Linked DNA regions of Homo sapiens: region 1 is linked to region 2. Evidence: chromatin loops called from intact Hi-C (ENCODE). Cell type or tissue: heart right ventricle. All regions are shown on one strand. Links, peaks and the distances in the headings refer to the core of each region. The heading gives the core; the rest is flanking DNA. Region 1 overlaps DCAF8 (DDB1 and CUL4 associated factor 8). Region 2 holds the start of CASQ1 (calsequestrin 1).

Region 1 (11,993 bases), core at 1,932-9,931, 51 kb after region 2:
TATTTGTGAACTGAGAGTTTGAGCAGGTAAGCTGAAGCTCTCACACAAGAGGAATAAACCACTAGCACCTTGAAACTGTCAAAATACCCTAAAAAATCACAATAAATGTAAAAGGTTTAGAGGGCACAGGAGACCTCAAAGATCTCCAAACCAACTAGGGCTTAGCTTAGGGGCCAAATACTATGAATGCATGATCTAGGGACTTTTCAGATACTTGCCTTCCTAGGAGTTTAGGGTGGCTGCTTTTGCTCCTTTCTTAACCACAAATCTTAGGACTGAAAGAGGTGAGGCACATGACCACAACAAATGTGACACAATGGGCAGAGATAAGGGAGAACCTTGGCTGAGAACCACAGAGGATTTGGATTGCACAAATTTTGGAGCAAGGTCTTACTTACCTTGTGGGACGCTCCCTTGTGCTGGGCCACACGTTTTGTATTCTTGCAACACTGTGTGGCAGACAGTTCTGCTACTCGAACCTGCCCGTCACGGGCACACATGGCCAGAGTAGAATCACCACTGTTAGGAAGAAACTTGGCCTGGGGTGTTAAAAATGAAAAAAAGGACACACAAAAGAAATGAGAGAGGTAAACTTGAGAATAAAAAATACGATGATGACCTCAACTTACCCCCTTTTCTTACATGACAGCTGGAAACTTAGCTTTCCTACTCTTGTACAGCTGGCTAAGCCCAATTTCTTCCAGGAGTTAAAGGAAAGGGAGAGAAAAAACTTCCTTTGATGTAAGAGAGCATTTCAGTTGGCTCTGGAAGATTGAACTGGCACATGATAAGAGCTCAGATGAACTAGGACTGTATCTAGCAGAGGAGAAAAGGAATAGAGGAGGAAAAATCTACTTTGATTAAGAAAGTAAATATAAATTTGCTACAAAGAAAAAGGAAAATAGGGGGAATGTCAGGGAAGAAAAGAGAACACCCTTAGGATAAATGGCTGGTACCAGTACAGTAGATGGGGCCAAGGAGTAAAATCTTTCCAGAATAACAACAGTATAAGCTAACATTTATCAAATGTTTATTAAGTACCAGTCACAGTTCTAACTGCTTAGCTTCTATTGTTACTTAATCCTCATAACCCTATGTGTTATTAGTCCCATTTTACAGATAAACTGAAGACAAAGGTAAAATAACTTGGCCAAGATCACTGAGCTAGTAAGCAGAAGGGCTAGGATTTGAACTCAGGCAGTTTGGTTCAAGAGCCTGTGCTTATACTACACTGCCTCCTACCAGCACACATTTAATAAGCTGCATGCACCCTACCTATGAGGCTTCCAACAGTCCACATGCTCAAGGAATCTAGGGTTGCCAAGAGTCTTTCAGTGTATTTAGGTCATTAGGGGAGCCAAAGTAGGGCCATGTCCCGATATGTAATTCCTACAATAACTCACTATCAGCTCCCAATCCATGCTGCAGTTCAGATTTCTCTAACTCATGCCTGATTCTCTCAGTTGCTATTATGCTCCCTTGCCTCACCTGGAACACATTACTTTTGTGGCCACTCTCAAAGTCCAGTACTGGCTGCCGCCGTACCCAATCCCACACCACCACCTTCAGGTCATCGCTGCCACTGGCCAGCCAGGTGCCGCGCTGGTTAAAGTGCAGGGTATTGACACAACCAGTATGGCCCTCAAGCCCATGCTGCAGGCGGAAACGCTGCACAAAGACTCTTGCCCCACAGGCCTCATAGACAAAGCGGGCACTTGAACCCAGCTCCCGCTCCCGAAGGGCAGGGAGGGCTTGCCAGCGAGGTCGGGGTAGAGCTGATGTTTCTGAGGACACCCAGTCCTCTAGGGCCCGCTCATCATCTGATGAGTCCTGGTCACGGTTAGCCCGCTTGCGCTGTACACGGCGCCGAGGCTGCTCTTCTTCCTCCTCTTCTTCCTCCTCTTCCTCTTCCTCTGAGCGGTCATGGACTCGATTTTCATCATTAATGGAGTAATGACCAGTGTCCTCCATGCTGTCAGAGTCCTTATCTTCACCTGAGCTCTCTGTGTCTGTGCCTCGACTTTCTGTGCTGGTGCGGTTGGGGCCACCATCATCCCCAGTCAAGCTCAAACTCAGGTCTGAGGCCTCCACTTCAATGCCTGAGGATGTCTCCCTCCCCTCTTCAGCTCCAGACATCTCCTCTGGACTGCTAGACAGGCTTCCTGCATGTTAGTGAGGAAGGAGTAGAGGAGAGGGAAAAATAAGAAAACAGGATAGTGACCACCTTAGTCTAAGAAATCTTCACATCAAAAGACCAAAAAATGAACTTTGGTCCAAGTGTTTTCATTACAAATAATTACAGAGAGTACCCTCTGAGGGGAAATCTTGTAAAGGACAAGAAATTGAAAAGATTAAGATCAAATCCACACACATAAAATACTTCAACAAAAGCAAAGAATCTCAGGACAATCTAAGATTATATTAAGTTCTCAAGAGGCAAAACATTGGCATATTGTATAAAAGTGTGCCTGATACATCTACCATTGGCTCTGTTGTATTGGATGGGCATTTATTAAGTTATAGCAAATAATTAAACAGAATATAAAAAGAAGAGCCAACTCCAGCAAGAGCTAGCATAGCCATCTTCTTAGCGAAAGACGGAAACCAGCTGATAAAAATCACTCTTGACTTATGGATGTGGTGTTGCACCATTTCCTACTTTAAGAAAGTATCAGGCCAGGCACGGTGGCTCACGCCTGTAATCCCAGCACTTTGGGAGGCCGAGGCACGTGGATCACGAGGTTAGGAGATCGAGACCATCCTGGCTAACATGGTGAAACCCCGTCTCTACTAAAAATACAAAAAATTAGCCGGGCGCCTGTAGTCCCAGCTACTCAGGAGGATGAGGCAGTAGAATGGCATGAACCCAGGAGGCAGAGCTTGCAGTGAGCCAAAGTCGCACCACTGCACTCTAGCCTGGGCGACAAAGCGAGACTCCATCTCAAAAAAAAGAAAGTACCACTACACCTTCTGTCACCTAAATCCTAAGCTTCTTCCCCACCTAAGTTTCTAAAATTCACTAAGAAAGCAAGCTGAAGGGGTAAGTGGGAATTGTGATCATTTGAGTGGGTTCTTGCTCACCTTTTGCTAGTAAATATATTTTGACTTACTTCCATTAGTTTGAATTTTTTAATATAATTCTTAGTCACACATTTTTAGTCTCTCTATTGAGACAGTTTTATTAGGAAGCATATATAAAATTGATAAAAAGCTGGGCTACTATAGTGGTGCCTAAGACGAAAGTTCAGTATATTCTAGGTCTGCTATGCTGATAGTTAAATAACTAGGTCACTTTTATCGATCTTATCTCCTATAACTACATACTGCATTCTCTTAACTCACAACAGTCAAGTCAATTCCAATGAGAACTTGAGGAATGTTCTAAAGCCAATACAACCACAACTTCCAACCTAAGTCAAGGTGTGAAGAAAAAAGGGGAGAATAAAGATTTTAAATGCTGCTCATGGGCCTCCTTTCCTCAGATGGCTATAAATTTTATCCGCCAGAAGTAAAAGCTGTCAGGAAAGGCAGACCATCCAGTATGAGCTATTCAACTCCAATACCACACTGATGTTTAAGGATTCAAAGGTGGAGCACCTTATTGCCTAGTCATGTGGATTAGAGCAGTAATTTGTGAAGAGCTCTGAAGCAATGTACTCTTAAGCAAAACCCAATACTGAAAAAAGATCAACAATACAAGTGCTTTGATTCAAGCAGTAACAGAAGCCCAGAAGACATAAACAGTTCTTGCAGGCTGGGCGCGGTGGCTAACACCTGTAATCCCAGCGCTTTGGGAGGCCAAGGCGGGTGGATCACCTAAGGTCAGGAGTTCAAGACCAGCCCGGCTAACATGGTGAAACCCCCATTTCTACTAGAAATACAAAAAATTAGCCGGGCGTGGTGGCATGTGCCTGTAATCCCAGCTACTTGGGAGGCTGAGGCAGAAGAATCGCTTGAACCTGGGAGGTGGAGGCTGCAGTGAGCCGAGATTGTGCCACCGTACTCCAGCTTGGTAACAAGAGCAAAACTCTGTCTCAAAAAAAAAAAAAAAAGCCTCAACTAAGAGCACAGTATAAAACAACTGGGCTAGGGGCTGGAAGAAAAAGTTATGAAGTACAGAAATTTGAACCCAAGGACCACATTTGCTGAGCCTGTTATATATGCTACGAAAGTTTAGCAGTTACAGTTTTTTGAAATGCAGCTGGGCTTGAGCTTGGGAGTGGTGAGCAGGGACTGAAACACCAACCTAACAGGTCTGTAGAAAAGAAAAAATAAAACACCAAAACATCTAGTGTTTATTGTTAAAATTATGAGTAACAAATATAGACAATTTTGGAGGCCTTACCACATTAACATAAGGGCCAGAGGGTATCACAAGCTCATCAAGAAGTCCCCAACAGTAAATCACCAAGATCTAGAGTAGGGGTTTGCAAATTTTTTCTGTAAAGGGCCAGATAGTAAAAACCTTAGGCTTTGCAGACCATACGGAGCTCCACCACAACTACTCAACTCCAGTATGTAGAACAAAAGCAACTCATAGACACTACATAAACGAACAGGCATGACTGTATTCCAATAAAACTTTACAAAAACAAGTGGCAGGCTGGATTTGGCCTGCAATTTATAGTTTGCCAATCCTTGACCTAGCTAATGGTCAAGCTCCAAATCAATAGTATACTTTAACTCCTCTAGAACCCTGTGCCTTTCAACTAAACCCAGTGAAAAATATGAACCACTTTCCTTTACAAAAGATGAATGAATGGCAGTGATAAGAACATATGGAGCAATAAAAAAGCATGTTGAAAATCTCACTTATCCTTCCTCCAATCACATCAACTAGAATTTAGCCTGTTATCCTGACCTTCAAGGTGCTAAGGAATGCTGGACTCTGTGCTGCCCAACTATATCCATTTAAAGGCGGCTTCTCTAATTTAAAAGTTGGCTCAGAGGTGAAGAGCTGGTTAAATAACCCAGGTGGTAGTTATACTCTATTAGAATTTTTATATTCTGCCTTCAAATCTGCCCTAAAGCCAGTGATTTGACACTTGGCAGCACTGGTCCTGAAAAGAAGGAGGAGGGAAAGGAAGGAAGGAAGGAAATAAATGGAAAGAAGGGAGGGGAAGTAAGGAAAGGAAATAAGGAGGGGAAAGATGTCCCACTCCTAGTTGGGTTGTAACTTCATCCCTTATGTAATCACCTTTTTTTTTTTTTTTTTTAAAAAGACGGGGTCTCGCTATGTTGCCCAGGCTGGTCTCAAGCTCCTGGGCTCAAGCGATCTGCCTGTCTCAGCCTCCCAAAGTGCTGAGATTATAGGCATGAGCCACCATGCCCAGCCATGTAATCTCTCTATCAAACTACTACTTACTGTGGAAAGGGACCTCTCAATATAACTGGGAAGCTCATCTTCCCTAAAATTCCCTTGTTCCTACTAGCCATTAGATTTTATTTTTCTCCTTTACTAACAGCATTTCCTAGGTTCTGCCCATCCTTATAGCTTTATAGAACTCCAAACCACTTGACCTCTTAGAAGTACAGCTCTGTTATTGATATTTTGAAAATGATCAGATAAAATCAGAAGAAGCAAAAGCATAATATAGTCCAAGGTGTTTCCTGTGTAGTTTCCTAAACTCAGAACAACACAGGAAAGTTTCCCTCTCTCCACTAAAATCCAGGCCTCCACTCTATCTTGCAGGGAGGAGGACAACCTCAGTTGATAGTAAAAATAGCTTCACCTTCATTTTGGCCCCTTACCATTAGCTAAGTCTGTTCTGCCATCTGTGCTGCTCCCTTTGCTGGACATCTTGAATGATGTTTGCTGTAGCCAGCCTGGGTTTGGGAGAGGAAGAAACCAAAACAATTAGGAAACCACCTGGGAAAGAAGACAATAGGGACAAGGAGATTTAACAATGTACAGGTTTTATCATTTTTATAAAAATGATTTGTGTATGCATGCTTAACAGGTCTTCTCAGCTTGTGAAATTTTTTCTTCCTTATGTTTTCTTCCCTATGTTTAAAATCCATATAATGATATATTTTTGGGGAGGTCAAGTGCCATCTCTTTACTTCACTCACTGAGTAACTGGCAGTGATTTTTCAGATGCGAAAGTGGGAACTAAAATAAAACCTGGAACAGGAGGCACATATCAAATGACAGGTACTGCAAGCCAAGAGTCTCAACTCAATACATAAAGCTAACTTCAGCATTGCCCCCTAGGCAAGAATCTTCCAATGTAAATAAGTGACATATGTATCCTCAAACTCTGTACAACACTTGTTTTCACAACATAAAGAGGTGGGTCAGATTCTGAGTATCATTTTACACACAAATCAACAGAAATCAACCTCTTGGGGGAAGAGATTGAGCTTTCTGTTCACTCAGATGACTAACTTCAAACCTATTATTATTATTCTTTCTTTTTTTTTTTTTGAGACAGAGTCTCATTCTGTCGCCCAGGCTGGAATGCAGTGGCGCTATCTAGGCTCACTGCAAGCTCTGCCTCCCGGGTTCACACCATTCTCCTGCCTCAGCCTCCCAAGTAGCTGGGACTACAGGCGCCTGCCACCATGCCCACCTTTCTGTATTTTTAGTAGAGATGGGGTTTCACTGTGTTAGCCAGGATGGTCTCGATCTCCCGAGTGATCCGCCCGCCTCGGCCTCCCAAAGTGCTGGGATTACAGGCATGAGCCACCACGCCCAGCCCAACTAACTTCAAACTTATTAAAGGCACAGATACTAAGGATTATAGAGCTGAAACTAGAAATCAGGAGCACCCTATCCCTAGGAAAGAAGCTTAAGTTGTTTTGTTTCCCTTAGGACTAACAGTCAGAGTCTCTAAGCACAAAGACAAAGGTGGGGAAGAAAAAGGCAACATTTCCATTAAACCATCTCATCCCATTTCATATAATGGCAAACACTGTTTCACCTAACAGCACCAGCTTTCACCAGACTCATCTTTCCTTAACAAGGAATCAGGGTATCTAACTCACTTCCTTTTATGCCACTATAAAACATTCATATTTTTTTCAGAGCCTCACTGCCACCTCCAGTAAATTCCAAAGAGCAAAGAATAATATTATTCAGACCAGAATTTTATTAAGCCCTTTCAGTGACTTGGACAAAAGGCACTAGTAAAAGACAAAGTATAATTATGACCCCAGTCCTTGTACCCAGGCACACTGGCCTCTAATCTTTCAACAGCCCTTTCATTCCCATGACAATTATTCCAGAAGCAGCCTCATCCTTATCTTTTCCTCCGCTACCCTCTATAGAAATCTAAGCTGCTTCATTAAAAGTATCCTCTGTCAAAAGACAGTAGCCCAAAGATTGTTCATAATAGGCCAAGGTGGGAATAGAAATACTGCAAGACTGGGGCTGAAGCTGACTGAACTTCAGGAAGGGACACCTGGAAGGGTGATGATGAAAGACAATGGCAACAAAAAACAGATATGTGAAGCAACATGAAGAAAAATAGTGAGAAGCTGTTTGCAATGCATTTTGTTTTCCTCATTTTTGAGGTAGACAGTTTTGTATAGCATTCCTCACACAGCACTTGTTTTTCCCTCTCAACAGTCCTTGTTTATATTCTTTAGAATAGGAGCCTATCTTCTCCATCTAGAGTTTAAAATTATATTAATTCCTATCAAGTGGGGAAAATGTACTACTTTGTTAAGATTAATCCCAGCACTTTGGGAGGCCGAGGAGGGCAGATCACCTGAGGTCAGGAGTTCGAGACCAGCCTGAGCAACATGGAGAAACCCTGTCTCTACTAAAAATACAAAATTAGCTGGGCATGGTGGCACATGCCTGTAATCCCAGCTACTAGGGAGGGTGAGGCAGGGGAATTGCTTGAACCTGGGAGGCGGAGGTTGTGGTGAGCCGAGATCGTGCCATTGCACCCCATCCAGCCTGGGCAACAAGAGCAAACTCCGTCTCAAAAAAAAAAATTAAAAAAAACTTATAAACTAAGGTAATAAGCAGACCAGTGTAACATGAAGAACAGATCTGATGTTTTCCCACCTCCATAATCAAAACTCTTTACCATACGTTTCACCCCACTATTATCCACTCCCAGAGAATTCAAAAGCAGCTGCAGAGAACCTCTCTCAAAACCAAGCATCAACTCCTACAGGAGCCCAGACTGCCTGAACTTTTGACTCATAATTGCTCTAGAAAATACATGTGCACAGATGATAAAAGTAAGTAGAATTAAATGTCAAAATTTCTGCAGAAGGATACTCTAGAGCAGTGGTCTCCAAACTTTGATTATGAACCTATATGAGTGAAAACTTTGAGCAGGAACCTGATGCTCACAGGTGTGGCATGCACCTGTAATCACAGCTACTCAGAAGGCTGAGAAAGGACTGCTTGAGCTCAGGAATTCAAGACCAGCCTGGGCAGAACTGTGAGACCCTTGTCTCTATAAATCAGTCAAGGAGGCAGAGATGCTGTGCCCTAGGTGTCAAGTATAGGAGCCACTGAAAAATCTTTTCCAGCCAGGCACGGCAGCTCACGCCTATAATCCCAGCACATTGGGAGGCCGAGGCAGGAGTTGGAGACCAGCCTGGGCAACATAAGAAGACCCCCGTCACTACAGAAAAGAAAAAAATCAGTCAGGCATATGCCTGTAGTCCCAGCTACTTGGGGTAGGGCTGAGATGGAAGGATCACATGAGCCATAGAAGTTGAGGCTGCAGTGACCTGTGATTATACCACTTCTCTCCAGGCAGGACGACAGAGCAAGACACAGTCTCCAAAAAAATAAAAAATAAAAAATCTTTTCCATTACCAAAGAATACAGTCTTAACTTTATAAACTGAGGTCTGCAGAGAACATATTTGATTCAAATCCAAACTATCTTCTTCACTTTTCACTGTATTTCCAACAAATCCACTATTTTTACTTTGATCAACTTTCATGTAAAATCTAGTCCAAAGCTAATCTTGCTGAGGTTGGAAAAGCTGATGAGCTCACTGTCCCAGGTAGTTGGAGGAGTTTAATTAGATTAGCTCCACTGTTCCTACTCTAAAAATAACCATAACTCCTGCCAAACTGAAGGTTAAAGAGTAACCCACTGGAGGGTGAGGAAAAAAGACCCAGGTGCCATTTTAATTTCACTAAGAAATTCCAGTGACCTAGATTTTTCTTGTCTTAATAAGAATAAAGCCTTAAATTTTTAACCAATTACATGACAAAATATTAACTAAAAACCAGGCAGAAAGACTTTACTACGCTGGATAAGAGTACTCTGTAAAAGAGATACCAAGTGTCTCTTGTTTAAAACTACTGGGGCTGCTCTTTTCCTCTAATATGATGAAAGATCTGCATAAGAGACTACGTATCCCTTGTCCGGTGTATCCTCTTACCCAAAATGCTTGGGGCCAGAAGTGTTTCAAATTTTTAAATATTTGCAATATACCAGTGGAGCATCTCAAATCAGAAAATTCAAAATCCAAAATGCTCCAACGAGTATTTCCTTTGAGCATCAAGTTGGCATTCGAAAAGTTTCAGATTTCAAAGCATTTTAGATTTCAGATTTTTTAATTTGGGATGCTCAACTTGTACCAGAATAACTGAACATTCAACTGCCAAAAGAAAAAAACTAAAGAACCTCAATCCATACATTGTACAATATACAAAAGCTAAGTCAAAATGAATCACAGACCTAAATATAACTTAAAACAACACAAGTTCCAGAAGAAAACAAAGAAAATAACCTTTGTGACCTTGGGTTAGGCAACAATTTCTTAGGATAGGACACAAAAAGCACATACAAAAAAATTAATCAGTTGGATTTATCAAAATTAATAAATTCTGATAAATCTGAGCGGTGGTTCAGGCCTGTAATCCCAGCACTTTGGGAGGCCAAGGCGGGTGGATCACCTGAGGTCAGGAGTTCGAGATCAGCCTGGCCAACATGGTGAAACCCCCGTCTCTACTAAAAATACAAAAATTAGCCGGGCGTGGTGGCACATGCCCGTAGTCCCTGCTACTGGGGAAGCTGAGACAAGAGAATCGCTGGAACCCAGGAGGTGGAGGTTGCAGTGAGCCAAGATAGTACCACTGCACTCCAGCCTGAGTGACAAAGAGAGACTCCATCTAGAAAAAAAAAAAAATTAAAATATCTCCAAGAGATACTGTTACAACAATGCAAAGACAAGCTACAGACTGGAAGAAAGTATCTACAAAACATGTATTTGATCAAGGACAGTAACCAGAATATCCTTTAAAACTGTCGCAACAGGCTGGGGCTGGGCGTGGAGGCTCACGCCTGTAATCCCATCACTTTGGGAGGCCGAGGTGGGCAGATCACGAGGTCAGGAGATCAGGACCATCTTGGCCAACATAGTGAAACCCCGTCTTTACTAAAATACAAAAAAATTAGGCAGGCATGATGGTGCGTGCCTGTAATCCCAGCTACTAGGGAGGAGGAGGTTGCAGTGAGCTGCGATCGCGCCACTGCACTCCAGCCTGGTGACAGAGCAAGACTCCATCTCAAAAAAAGAAAAAAAAAAAACTGTCACAACTAAATAATTATCGCGAGCTGGATATGGTGGCTCACACCTGTAATCCCAACACTTTGGAAGACTGAGGTGGGAGGATCACTTAAGTCTAGGAGTTCAAGGCTGCAGTGAGCTATGATCCTGCTACTCACTGCACTCCAGTCTACGCAACAGAGTGACACCATCTCAAAAAAAAAAAAGAGGGCGGGTGTGGTGCCTCACACCTGTAATCCCAGCACTTTGGGAGGCTGAGGCGGGCAGATCACCTGAGGTCAGGAATTTGAGGCTGGCCTGACCAACGTGGTAAAACCCCATCTCTATTAAAATACAAAATTAGCTGGGGGTGGTGGCACATGCCTGTAGTCCCAGCTACTGGAGAGGCTGAGACAGGAGAATCGCTTGAACCTAGAAGGCAGAGGTTGCAAGTGAGCTGAGATCGCACCACTGCACTCCAGCCTGGGCAACAGAGGAGACTCCATCTCAAAAACAAACCAAAAAAAGTACTGTAAATAATAATCCCTTGAAAAGATCCTCAACATTATTAATAATTAGGAAAATATAAATTAAAACCACAATGAGAATCCACTAAACACTTATTTGAATGGTCAAAAATTGTTTAAATAACAAAAATTTACTTTATTAAGTACTAACAAGAAGTAGAGCAACTACAACTCATATACACTGTTACTAGAAATGCAAAACAGTACAGTTACTTTGAAAAAAGCAATTTGGCAGTTTCTTATGAAGTTAAATATACACTTATCATACAACTCAGGAATCCCACTTCAGCTTCAGGAATTTATACAAGAAAAAAGAGGCTCAGACCTGTTATCCCAGCAATTTGGGAGGCTGAGGCAGGAGGACTGCTTGAGCCCAGGAATTAAAGACCAGCCTGAGTAACACAGCAATACTCCATCTTTAAAAATAAATAAATAAGATAAACAAGAAGGAAAATGTATGTCCACAAAATTAAAAATACCCTGTAGGTGAATGTTTTAATAGTTTTACTTAAATTCATCAAAAAACTGGAAACAAATTTTCTTCAGCTGGGTCATAGATAAACAAATTGTGGTAGGTCCACACAATGGGATACTACTGAGTAATAAAAAGGAATGAACTACTGATACAAGCAACAACATGGATAGATCTCAAGTATGTTATGGTAAGTGCAATAATTCAGACTCAAACAGCTATACAATATATGATTCCACTTATAGTACTTTCTGGAAAAGATAAAACTATAGGAATAGAGGGATCAGGGATTGCCAGGGCTTGGAGGTAGGGGAATGAAACTGACTACGAAAGGGCATGAGAAAACCTTTTGGAATGATGGAAATGTTCCATGCGCCAATCACAGTGGTGTTACATAACTATGCCTTTGTCAGAATTAAAAGAATAGGCCAACTCAAAAAAGGATAAATTTTACTGTATATAAATTATACCTTAATAAACGTGGCCTAAAAAGAGCGAATGCAGGCCGGCGCAGTGGCTCAT
Region 2 (11,993 bases), core at 1,741-9,740:
TCAAGCATCCTTGCCCTTTAAAGTCACTCTCCGAGCCACTGGACAGCAAGGACAGGGCAAATGACTGCCTCAAAATTCCAGCTGAGATCAGAGAAATGGAAGGTGGGGGAGAGAGGAGCAGCTAAGTCACACGTGGGAAGAGGGTCCACAGCATCCGCACAGGGGGTAGGTGGGGTGGAGTCATCTGACCCCACCTTGCAGTTCCTGAGACCAGCTTGCAGACCACAGCGCTGTGGTGCTAGAAGAGATCAGATTGCATCAGTGAAAAGCCTGAAGTCCAGAGAGGTTAAATGACTTGGGAATGGCCATGTGCTGAGTGTTGTCCCTCATCTGAGAAAGGGACAGGTAGGAAGGACAGTCTCCAGGCATACTGGTGGTCCCTGCCCTCTACCCTCGGTCATCAGGGCTCCTCAACCCCATTCTGGCCCTCGGCCTGTTTTCTCTGGTGTAGCCTTGAGATAGAGGCTGTAACAAGACTTTCTGAATCCCTGTGGCCTTTACTGTGAAGCAGCCGCCCCTGCTCTGCACGGGGTGATGGACTTTCCCAAGAGCCTGGCCTCTGTGCCTGGGCCCAGGTGCATTCTCAGATGAGTGAAAACTCGTGGAGGGCCTTTCTCTCCTGCCCACCTTCGTCTCAGCATTTCTTCCTTCCCCTTCACCCGCTCATTCACTTTTGCTCTGTGAGCCCCTCCACTGTGCCATGTGGGTCAGTTCATTCTCAGGCCTCTTTCAGAGTAGAGCATTGGCTGTTCCCAAATGTGTACAGGGTGGAAGAGAAATGCTAACGAAAGCTAGGGGAACACCATCAGCTATTTCCACAACAAAACACATATGTACTAGGTGTCTGCACACTACACCTAACACTGGGACGAGGGTTTTATATACACACCATCAAGAAAGTCACATAAATGTTTCCCTACCACCCACTCCATGTTACCCAAGAAGAAACCAAGGTCTGTCCATTTTCAGAACGTGGGCCCTTAATCACTTTCAGACTAGTCTTTCAGTGAGGGCTGGGCCAAAAATACACAAAAACAAAACAAAGCAAACAAAAAAAATAGGCTAGTGATGGGGAAGGACCCGGGGTGGGTCTGGAGGATGAGAGGCCATGAGCTAGCAAAGAGAAGGCCATCGTGAGTATCGCCCGCCATTTTCCCTACATCAGGCCCCTCCTCAGAGGTCTCTCTCCCTCTTCTCCTCCCTCTTCCATCACAAGGTCTCCTAGGAACAGTGCTATATCAGCCTGGGGTCCTTCCCCAATTGCTGACATCGCTGAACCAGACCCTGGAAGATCAGTGGGCCAGGGTATATGTGAGTGAGGTGGGAAGCAGGAGCACAGAGGGGCCAGCTCCTCAGGTTTCAGTAGCAGGAGCTTCAGGTGTCTGGTGGGTTAAAAATACAGAGGCCCCAACTCACGGTCATTTGATACCAGTGGCTGAGGCTTCTCAAGTCCAAGGGCCTGAAGGGAAGGAGACTGAGTAGAAAGTAGACAGAGTGAAGCATCAAGAGAGAGCAGTGGGGGCGGGCGCTGGAAAGGGGAAGGGTGGGACTGGAGCCAGAGAGGGCAACGAGAGGGAACGGGATGGATGGCAATGTCCGGTAGCTGTAGGAAAGGACCAGGAGATGGAACAGACTCGCCACCAGAGTCCCATCTCATACTCTTGGGGGTACAAAAGGTCAGATTCAAGATGGAACAAGTTTTATGCTCCAGCGTCTCTGTCCCAGTGTCTCCCGCCTCCCCTGGAATGCAGAAGTGAGAAATCAGGGCTGGACATCACCTAGATCATCTGCTTCTGGGCAGGCCTCCCCATCTCACCTGGCTGCCTTTGCTCTGGCCTTGGGGCTTTCCCACGTTAGCCACTCTTCAGGGAGACCAGGATATGGGCTTCTGAGGTCTCTTCAGCTCCAACGTGCTGTGCTTAGGCTAGCTCCAACCTCTCCTGCTACAGTGACAGCTGTCCCTCTTGGCCTCACTCCTGCCATGCTTTTGAGATTTTCTGTGGCCTTCCGTGTTCAGCTGTGTAAGGTCCACCACACAGACATGTGGAAAAGTTATTCTGCTAACATAATTACATGACCCTCCCTGGATGCAAAACAAAACAAAAAAAACACCACTGTCCCTCTAGAATCAGAGATACCTCAGGGTGCAGTGGCAGCATGTGACTTTGATCTGACCCTCTATGGTCTCCCTCATGCCTCAGTTTACCTGTGCATAGTAAGAACCCTGGAGGGCCATGAAGAGGATCCTTCCTTCCTACGTATCCAGAGTTAAACTCACTACTCTGTCCTCACCCCCCAAGCTGGATCCAGAAGTTTAAGCCCCTACCCGCCCATCTCTGCTTTGGATCTCGGGTGCACAGAATTAATCATCAGTCTTGGTTCAGGGCACAGGGTTCACCTCTTCATGCTTGCCTAATGTTAATTTTTTTTTGCCCTGGTGTCAATACCTGATCCTCTTTGTCTTGTCAAAGACATGGGAATAAATAGTAGCTATTCACTCTCCTTGGAAGCATGCAGCCTGGGAAAACCTCCCTTCCCACTGTGCCCCAGAAAACCGAGTCCCATAGGATCAGGGTAGGGAGTGCACACACAGGTGGCAACCAAAGGACAGACCCCTTCTCATTGTGGGCTTTATAGGCAGAGAAACCCCAAACCCACATCTCTACAGGACAGGATCTGGGCCAGCCCTGTCCTTCCCTGCATTCCCAAGTTAGGAGTGCTGAGTGAAGCAAAGGAAACTGGCTGGAGCTGAGCCAGGTTGCCAGTCTTGGACGCGGCTCCATCTTTTATTCAGAGAATGACCTCATCCTTGGTCCTGGTTCTTTAAAAGAAAGTGGAGGGGGTCTCTTTCCTGCAGCCTGGCTTGCACTTTTATCGCCCCACTCTCCTACATAGTATCAAAGAATCAGAATCAGACTTCACCTACAGAAGATTCCCAGGCTTTAGGACATAGAGCCAATACCACATTTGTCCCCCTTTTGTCCTATATTATCAATTTAGCCTCTGACCCAGTTAGCTCCTCCTCTCCACTGCATTTAACTTCTAATTACCCTTGCCCCACCCTCGGCCCACCCTAATTACCCTTATACCTCCCCTCCCCCAGCCCCAGCTTCATTTACCTCCGACTCATCTGGTCTTATTTTTAGCTCCGGCATCTCTCCTTTTCCTTTCTTAATATGGCGATGAGCTCTTAGGCCAGTGTGGGGACCGGGGCTGAGGTGCCCTGGACACTGGAGGAGGGGGAGGGAAGGAGCCCCTGGGAGCCTGGGGTAGAAGTGTAGGAGGTGGGAGGATTCCGGCCCGCATGGAGCTGTCCTGGCCTCAGAAGGTTATCCGTCTCTCCTGCCAACCATGGAGACATATTTAGACAGGACCAGGTGGGGACTGAGGGGTGCCAATTTCAGGGGGCAGCTCCGGTTCCCTCCCCGCCCCCTGCTCCTATTCCTCCACCTGACCCTTTTTCCCTTGGCTCTGTCGGCAGTTTCTCCAGGACCCAGCAGTGCCCTCTGTCCACTGCTCTGGGCCATTCCCCAATCCCCCCTCCCACTTGAGCCCCTAACTCAGAATCTGGGACCCAGGGGCCCCTCCCTACCCCAGCTAACCTCTTCTGGACCAGGAGAGCCAACCCAGATCCCACTACCTCCATGAGTGCTACAGACAGGATGGGGCCCAGAGCTGTGCCGGGTCTGCGGCTGGCACTGCTGTTGCTGCTGGTGCTAGGGACACCCAAGTCAGGGGTACAGGGGCAGGAAGGGCTGGACTTCCCTGAGTACGATGGTGTGGACCGTGTGATCAATGTCAATGCAAAGAACTACAAGAATGTGTTCAAGAAGTATGAGGTGCTGGCACTCCTCTACCATGAACCCCCCGAGGATGACAAGGCCTCACAAAGACAATTTGAGATGGAGGAGCTGATCCTGGAGGTGAGTTGGGGGCACTGCAGGCCTGCAGAGCATGTCTAGCCCCTCTCCGGAATCCCCTATCCTACACCCATGTAGCTCTTTGAGGATGGGATCTGGGGGTGAGGGGCAGTGTGGTAGGAACCCTGTCCTGACCAACAGGATGCAAGTGGCATGTGGCTTTAGTCAAATGAGAAACAGAGTCTCAGGAACCCAAAAGTACTATCAGCGTCAGGAAACCTTTAGCAGGGGTGCTGCAGGAAGAGCTCCCCTCCCTGCTATAGGAGGCTGGTAGTATTTGACTTAGGTTTGGCTAGGACACTGAGGGTGAAAAAGGGAGGTACTTGGAGGGCCAGGGGAGAACAGCAGTGTATATTGCACTCCCCTACCCCACCCATCTGCTTAGCCAGAACACGTCCTCTCCACATACTTCAGGGGCTGCACCCCAAAGAGATCCAAACTGAGTGTAAATGTAAATGTTATGATACTTGCATGCCATGTTTAAATATCTCCTAGAGATCATGCCTCCCATTGGACTCCCAGTCCCCTCTCTCTTCCTTCCCCCTCCCTAATTCCCCATTTGTCTCCATTGGATAAGCTGGATGCCCTCACTGGAAAATTCTTATGGTTGCAGGAGGTGTCAGAATGTCTTCCCCAATCTTCTTTTTGTGGGAAAAGTCTCCTCACCTCCAAAATGACTTCAGGCCCAAAGGAGAAAGAAGTTATCATAAGAAAAGAAAAAAAACCTATGTTTGGGAATGTGTTCATACACACACACCTTTAGGAAATGGGATGTGAGTTTTCTTGTCCAAGCTCCTGTGGCCCCTTCTCTGGCCTCAGCTTGTCCAGAGCTTGGAGCATTTCAGGGTGAGACACCAGAACCACAGGCTCTCATTTTGTGCACCCCTGCTGGGTGCTAGAACCTGCCATCTGATTAATGAGCCGAGTATTTTTATCCTGAGTGCTCAGTATCCCTGGCCATCCACCTGCCAACCGCCTCCCTTCCCCACCCCTCTGAGAATCACAGTACCTGAGTCTGTGCTGAGTGGGGGTAGAGCTGCAAGCTGTGCCCACAGCAGAGAAAATCAGGGTTGAACGCTAAGCTGGAAGGCTTATGGGGGCAGGGACCTCCAGGTGTGACTGTCCACAGCCTAAGGACAGGCTGAAGTAGAGTGCGAAAGGGGAAAGTTGGGCCCTGATGGGGAGAACTGTCCGGTCGCTGTCAGTCTCTCTCCCTCTGGGGGGTAACAAATGGTGACCTCTTATCTCAGCTCTCTGGCCTTCCCCAACTCCTCAACAACATGACCAGACCCACCACTACCCTCCCACCCTCCAAAATTCTTCCCATTGGGAGTCACTCTGAAGAATCTCAGGGACTTCCAAGATCAACCCCACACTGAGCTTGGCCCTTGACCAGGGACAGGGACCTCCAGGTGTGACTTGAGCAGGATGGAATGCAGGACTCAACCCTGAAGGAGGGAAGGGGCCCTCAGTCACTCTGAAGCCAGACTCCTCAGTACCTCTTAGGCACTGGGAAGTATTGAGTGCAGTGTCTTCAAGTCCAACATAATAAGCACATTGCAAATGAGCAATCAATATTCATGAACTAAGTTGAGCCAAAAACAGAACTGTGTGGCTGTAGGGAATTTGGGGGATATTCTGGATCTTAGCAAAGGGTCAAGGTCAACTCTTATATCTCCCGCACCTCAACTGACCCAACTTGAAAGCATGAGAGGGAGAATAGGGGATAATAAAAATTCCAGGGGCTAATTTTAATCATAATCCTTCCCTCCAGTTAGCAGCCCAAGTCCTAGAAGACAAGGGTGTTGGCTTCGGGCTGGTAGACTCTGAGAAGGATGCAGCTGTGGCCAAGAAACTAGGTAAGAGAGGGGAGGGCAGGGGAGGGGAAGGTGGCATTGAGACAAGGGGAGGCTTAGGGCGGAGGACCTGTCAGGCAGTCCTTGGGATCCGAGGGGCTTGGGAATCTCTCAGATTTATGTCTATTCTAAAAGAGGGGGTGAGAAAATATGAGGTTGGGAGGGTTATGGCTCGGAGACTCTGCCTCTCTATTCCTTATGAAGTTCCATGCTCAAATCCCAGAAAGAGGTGGGGGAGGCCTTCTTTATACTTACCTTAAAACATGGCTAGGTGCTGGAGGGAAGGGGAGTCGGGGAATACAGGCGGGGCTGGCCAGACCTCTGCAAACTCCGCTTCCAACCCCTCCCATCCAGAGCCATGGTTGTTAGAGCAGTCAGCCACTAGGGGGCAGCACAGGCTTGAGACGGGATTCTGGACATGCATGGGGGAGGGGTGGTCAGTAATAATGAAGTCATCTGGTCAGTAATAGCAATTAAAGAGCTTGACTGGGAACCAGCTACTAGAGTGCTCAGAGGGGGTGGCATGAATACTCATCTCTAGTCGTTGCGGTCAGAGAAGGGGAGAAATACTGCTAGAATCTACACCTCTCTATTCCCTCCCCTCACCCTACCTGATCCCCCAGCTACTCCCTAGAAAGCTCTGGGGCCACGCTAGCCCCCTAGGCTTAATCCAGGGGCAGAGACCTCAGGCCTGTCGGCCTCTGGGTCAGAGGAGGTGGGTGGGGCAACGGGCCCATGAGGTGGAGCATGTGGGGCCCCGGTGATTATCAAACGGGCTGTGGCCGAGGATTTGGACCTTGAATCTGTGGGAAGCCTGGGATCATGGCTCACTACCCCACCCCTGCGCCCGGCTCACTCCCTAGGCCTAACTGAAGTGGACAGCATGTATGTATTCAAGGGAGATGAAGTCATTGAGTACGATGGCGAGTTTTCTGCTGACACCATCGTGGAGTTTCTGCTTGATGTAAGGACTCCCCTGGACCTGACGGCCTTGCTTGAAAACTCCACTGCCTGCCCCCTAGTCCCTACCAACCCCAACCTGACACTGCACACACACACCACACACACACACATACACCACACGCACACACACCATACATACACCACACGCACACACACCATACATACACACACACACCACCTGCATACACACCACACATATGCATGCACATGCACACAATAGTTCACAAATCACCTACACACCACACACTACACATAGGCACCACATGCACACCACACACACTACACACACCACACACACATCATATACATACCACACACCCATCACACACATATCACATGCACACACACACCACATGCACACCACACACTCCACACACATCACACACCACATGCACATACACAACAAACACACACCACACATGCACACACACCACATCCATGCCACGCAAATGCACACACCACACACGCCACACATGTACACACACACTACACACATGCACACACATCACACATATGCCACACATGCACACAATAGGCCACACATCACCTAGATACCACACACTATGCATATGCACCACATGCACACCACACACACAACACACACCACACACACCCATCCATACACACCACACACAACATATACATGCCACACACCCACCAGATATATCACATGCACACACACCGTACATGCGCACACACACACCACATGCACATACATACCTGCACACCACACATGCACACACTACACACATGCACACACCACATGCACACTCCACACGTACACACACCACACATTCACACACATCACACACATGCCACACATGTACACAGTAGGCCACACATCACCTACATACCGAACACTACACATATGCACCACATGCACACCACACTCATACCATCCACACACATCACACACACATCATATACATACCACACACCCACCATACATATATATCACATGCACACACACACCACACATGCACACCACACACTGCACACATCACACACTATACACACACACGCACATGCAATCCCCCACACACACACCCACACACTGTCAACATCTAGCCCCCTCCTCCAGTTCCCCAGCCTTCTTTTCCCTAGGTCCCTTTCTGGTTCTACTTGAGGATAGAAACTCTCTTCCTGCAATGTCCTCCTCTTTCAGGTCCTAGAGGACCCTGTGGAATTGATTGAAGGTGAACGAGAGCTGCAGGCGTTTGAGAATATTGAGGATGAGATCAAACTCATTGGCTACTTCAAGAGCAAAGACTCAGAGCGTGGGTAACCCTCAGACTCCACTGTGCCCCTCTCTGGATCCCCATCTCACCTGTCCTCCCACCTCCCCACATCACCCAGTGTCTCAGCCTCTACCTCTGCACTTCCCACCTCTTCCTCCAGCCGTGGTCAGCACCATCAACAGCTCTGACCTCCCTGTACTCTGGGGGTTCCCAGACAAGCACCTCCAGTATTCCACCTTCCCCTCACTCTCGAAGAACTAGAAGGGGTGGGTCTCAAAATGAACCCTGCCTGCAAAGAATTGGGGACGATAGTGGGGGATGATTCCCGGGCAGACCCTGGTTTCCCCAGAGACTGACTCTGCATTCCACCCCCCAGATTACAAAGCCTTCGAGGATGCAGCTGAGGAGTTTCATCCCTACATCCCCTTCTTCGCCACCTTCGACAGCAAGGTTCTCCTCCCCGCAGCTGTATTGGTTCTGCCTCATGTCCTGAAGCTGTCCTCCAGTTTCCTCTCCCAGAATCGATGGCTGACCTGGTCCCTTCCTACGTGCTGGCACTCCCTACCTGCCCCCCCCCCCGGCTCCTCCCACTCCATAGATTTAGAGCTGAAGAGGGGCTTTAGATGATCTAACACCCCTCTCATGTTAAACCCAACCCCAGGCAAGTTAAGACACTTGTCAGGTGTCACAGTGGCAGTGACAAGGATCCCGGCTTTCTGACTCCCTTCCTAATATTTGTTCCCCCATTATACTGCTTCTCGACATGACCCTGTGTCTCCTGCTCCACTCCCCTCCTACCCCCTCTCCCAAAGGTGGCAAAGAAGCTGACCCTGAAGCTGAATGAGATTGATTTCTACGAGGCCTTCATGGAAGAGCCTGTGACCATCCCAGACAAGCCCAATAGCGAAGAGGAGATTGTCAACTTCGTGGAGGAGCACAGGAGGTGGGGACCAAGGGCAACCCTCTCAGCGGGGTCGGCTCCTCCTTGGGCTAGAACACACTGTGTGAGATGGGCTGGGGAAAGCTTAGCCAACCGGGAAGCCAATCTTGCCTGGAGATGAATACACTTTGGGCACCAGTGCTCTCTGATACACTGACAATTTTGCACAATATTTTATACCCCACTACTTAGCCCTGAGCCCTACACCGAGAGGGTCCTTCATAAGTGTGTATAATTCAGTGTGAGGTTGATTGAGACTTAAATAATCTCTGTCAACAAATGAGTGTTGACTGCCTGTGGTGGGGCAGGAACTGCAAGGTACTTTCCATCTCTATGATTATATTAAGTCCTTTTAACCTCAGTGAAAGTTTCTACAGGTAATAAGTGTCAGAGCTTTTAACCCTGATTTTAACCCTGATGTGTCCCATGTTTGTTCTTTTTTTCTTCTTCTTCTTTTTTTTTTTTTCTTCCGAGACCGAGTCTTACTCTATCCCCTAGGCTGGAGCACAGTGGCGCCATCTTGGCTCACTGCAGCCTCCGCCTCCCAGGTTCAAGCGATTCTCCTTCCTCAGCCTCCCAGGTAGCTGGAATTACAGGCACGCCACCACACCTGGCTAATTTTTGTATTTTTAGTAGAGATGGGGTTTCACCACGTTGGCCTGGCTGGTCTCAAACTCCTGACCTCAAGTGATGCGCCTGCCTCGGTCTCCCAAAGTGCTGGGATTACAGGCATGAGCCACTGCGCCTGGCCCCATGTTCTTTCTAATACAATATCGTACACCAATGGTTCTCTACAAGGTGGGAAGGCGTGGCGAGGTGGGCATAGGTTTTTGCCCTCCAAAGGATGTTTGGCAATGTCTAGACACATTTTTGGTTGTGCAGAGTGCTACTAGTATTTAGTGGCTAGAGCCCAGGGATACTGCTAAACATTCTACAGTGCGCAGGACAGCCCCCTACTACAAAGAATTATCTGGCTCCAAATGGCAATAGTGCTGAGGTTGAATAATCCTGCCGGGCACTCACACATAATTCCCTTCCTTCATAGTAGTCCACAGCTGGAAATATCCAATCACTCTGTCCCCCAGGCTAGCGTGCAGTGGTGGATCACTGCAAGCTCCCTTGCAGTATATACAGTACTTACTCTCCCATACTACTGGCTCCCTTCATCAAGGCAGGAACATGCTTGCCTGGTTCAACTGTATGTACCCAGCACCTAGCATAGTGCTTAGAACATATCGGGCACTCAATCATAGTGAGTGAGTGAATGAATGAATAAATTAATGAATATCCTGATGTCCAGTTCTTGCCTTTCTCCCCCAGTCTCTCTTCCAGTCCCTTTGCCCACCCTCCCCTCTCCCACCGCTTTAACCATGCAATGAGCCGGGCCTGGTGCCCAGAGTTGAGGCCTTGCCAGATGGCTTTGTTGTAGGCTACAAGCTGTCTGTGCCCTGGGCCTGACCTAGAGGCAGCCTTTGCTACAGGACCCTCTGGAGGGGGCATCCTTCTAACCCACTGAGTAATGACACTCTGTCTGTCTCTTCTAGATCAACCCTGAGGAAACTGAAGCCGGAGAGTATGTATGAGACCTGGGTGAGTGCCCCTGGCCAGGGTCAAGCCCTCAGGGAAGCATGGGTGCCAGAAGACTCAAGTCCTAGAAAAACCCCACCCTACTGCTCCTCAGGCCCATTTTTAGAAAAAACAGTGCACTGACCAGCTGGGTGTGGTGGCTCATGCCTGTAATCCCAGCACTTTGGGAGGCCAAGGTGGGTGGATCACGAGGTCAGGAGATCGAGACCATCCTGGCTAACACAGTGAAACCCCATCTCTACTGAAAATACAAAAAAAATAGCAGGGTGTGGTGGCGGGCGCCTGTAGTCCCAGCTACTTGGGAGGCTGAGGCAGGAGAATGGCTTGAACCCAGGAGGCGGAGCTTGCAGTGATCCGCCACTGCACACCAGCCTGGGGGACAGAGTGAGACTCCGTCTCAAAAAAAAAGAAAAAAGAAAAAACAGTGCACTAGCAGCAACTGAAAGATTTCTACACTGAAGAATGTGTGAGGAAATGGGAGACAGACATAATTGAAGATGACAAGGGAAGAGCCTCAAGCCTGGGGATAAAGGGATTATCAGAGGAAGTGTGGGGCCTTGGAGCTGAAAGGAGTGTCACTTGGAAAAAGGTCACCATCACAAGAATATATATGGCCAGGCGCAGTGGCTCACGCCTGTAATCCCAGCACTTTGGGAGGCTGAGGCAGGCAGATCATCTGAGGTCAGGAGTTTGAGACCAGCCCGATCAACAAGGTGAAACAATGTTGTACTAAAAATACAAAATTAGCCAGGTGTGGTGGCGCATGGCTGTAATCCCAGCTACTCAGGAGGCTGAGGCAGGAGAATCGCTTGAACCCGGGAGGCGGAGGTTGCAGTGAGCCGAGATCGCGCCATTGCACTCTACCCTGGGGGACAGAGTGAAACTCTGTCTCAAAAACAAAAAAAAACAAACCCCAAAAAACGAAAGAATATATCTGGTCCTGAAGCTGGATTTCCACAAAATTGAGGTTCAATGAACATCTAGGATCTGTTCTGGGCTCCTCAACTTCAGGGAGTATAGTAAGGTCTTCTCCAAAACCCTGTTCTCCTTCTTACCCCCTGACAGGAGGATGATATGGATGGAATCCACATTGTGGCCTTCGCAGAGGAAGCTGATCCTGGTGAGGGAGGAATACCGGGTTGGACTGGAGGGAAGGCAGGGGGAGGTGGGTGTGTTTATTGGAGCATGGGCCTCACTAGGAGGCTTTCCTGGGAGTTTGCAAACAGCCTAGGGCTAGACATGTGAAGCTTGGGGAGCAGGGAGGTAGCTCTGCACTCCTGTTTCACCTGGGTCCCTTTCCTCTCTACACACCTCATACCTTGTACTTGTGTTCCCTCCAAGATGGTTTCGAGTTCTTAGAGACTCTCAAGGCTGTGGCCCAAGATAACACTGAAAACCCAGATCTTAGCATCATCTGGATTGACCCTGATGACTTCCCCCTGGTAAGAGGCACAGCTCAGGCACTGCTATCTTAAGGTGGGGCCTTGGA

What was found. A loop is a pair of places that touch in the nucleus more often than their neighbours do. Peaks named below come from ENCODE experiments on the same cell type or tissue, not always from the same donor. Only the 100,000 strongest peaks of a DNase experiment are listed, where the experiment ranks them.
Region 1: it touches region 2 in a loop (2.5-fold over the local background); 94 of 110 quality-filtered maps call a loop at or near these places.

What each region holds. Positions count from the first base shown.
Region 1 is chr1:160,238,209-160,250,201 of GRCh38, forward strand. DCAF8 (DDB1 and CUL4 associated factor 8) reads right to left here. Exons shown (of 14, transcript NM_015726.4): 3 at 5,752-5,826; 4 at 1,489-2,162; 5 at 399-539. The coding sequence starts at 5,800. Among named protein-coding and RNA genes, the nearest start is that of DCAF8-DT, 18 kb to the right of the region's middle. In heart right ventricle, for the core only: no CTCF peak of the experiment used is centred there; no DNase peak of the experiment used is centred there; H3K27ac peaks cover 4,629 bases.
Region 2 is chr1:160,187,108-160,199,100 of GRCh38, forward strand. It overlaps CASQ1 (calsequestrin 1), which reads left to right and starts at 3,468. Exons shown (of 11, transcript NM_001231.5): 1 at 3,468-3,923; 2 at 5,695-5,779; 3 at 6,640-6,740; 4 at 7,905-8,016; 5 at 8,354-8,427; 6 at 8,790-8,920; 7 at 10,462-10,507; 8 at 11,570-11,624; 9 at 11,846-11,946. The coding sequence starts at 3,645. In heart right ventricle, for the core only: a CTCF peak has its summit at 6,162 (motif pointing right); DNase peaks (open chromatin) are centred at 2,754 and 6,164; H3K27ac peaks cover 3,149 bases.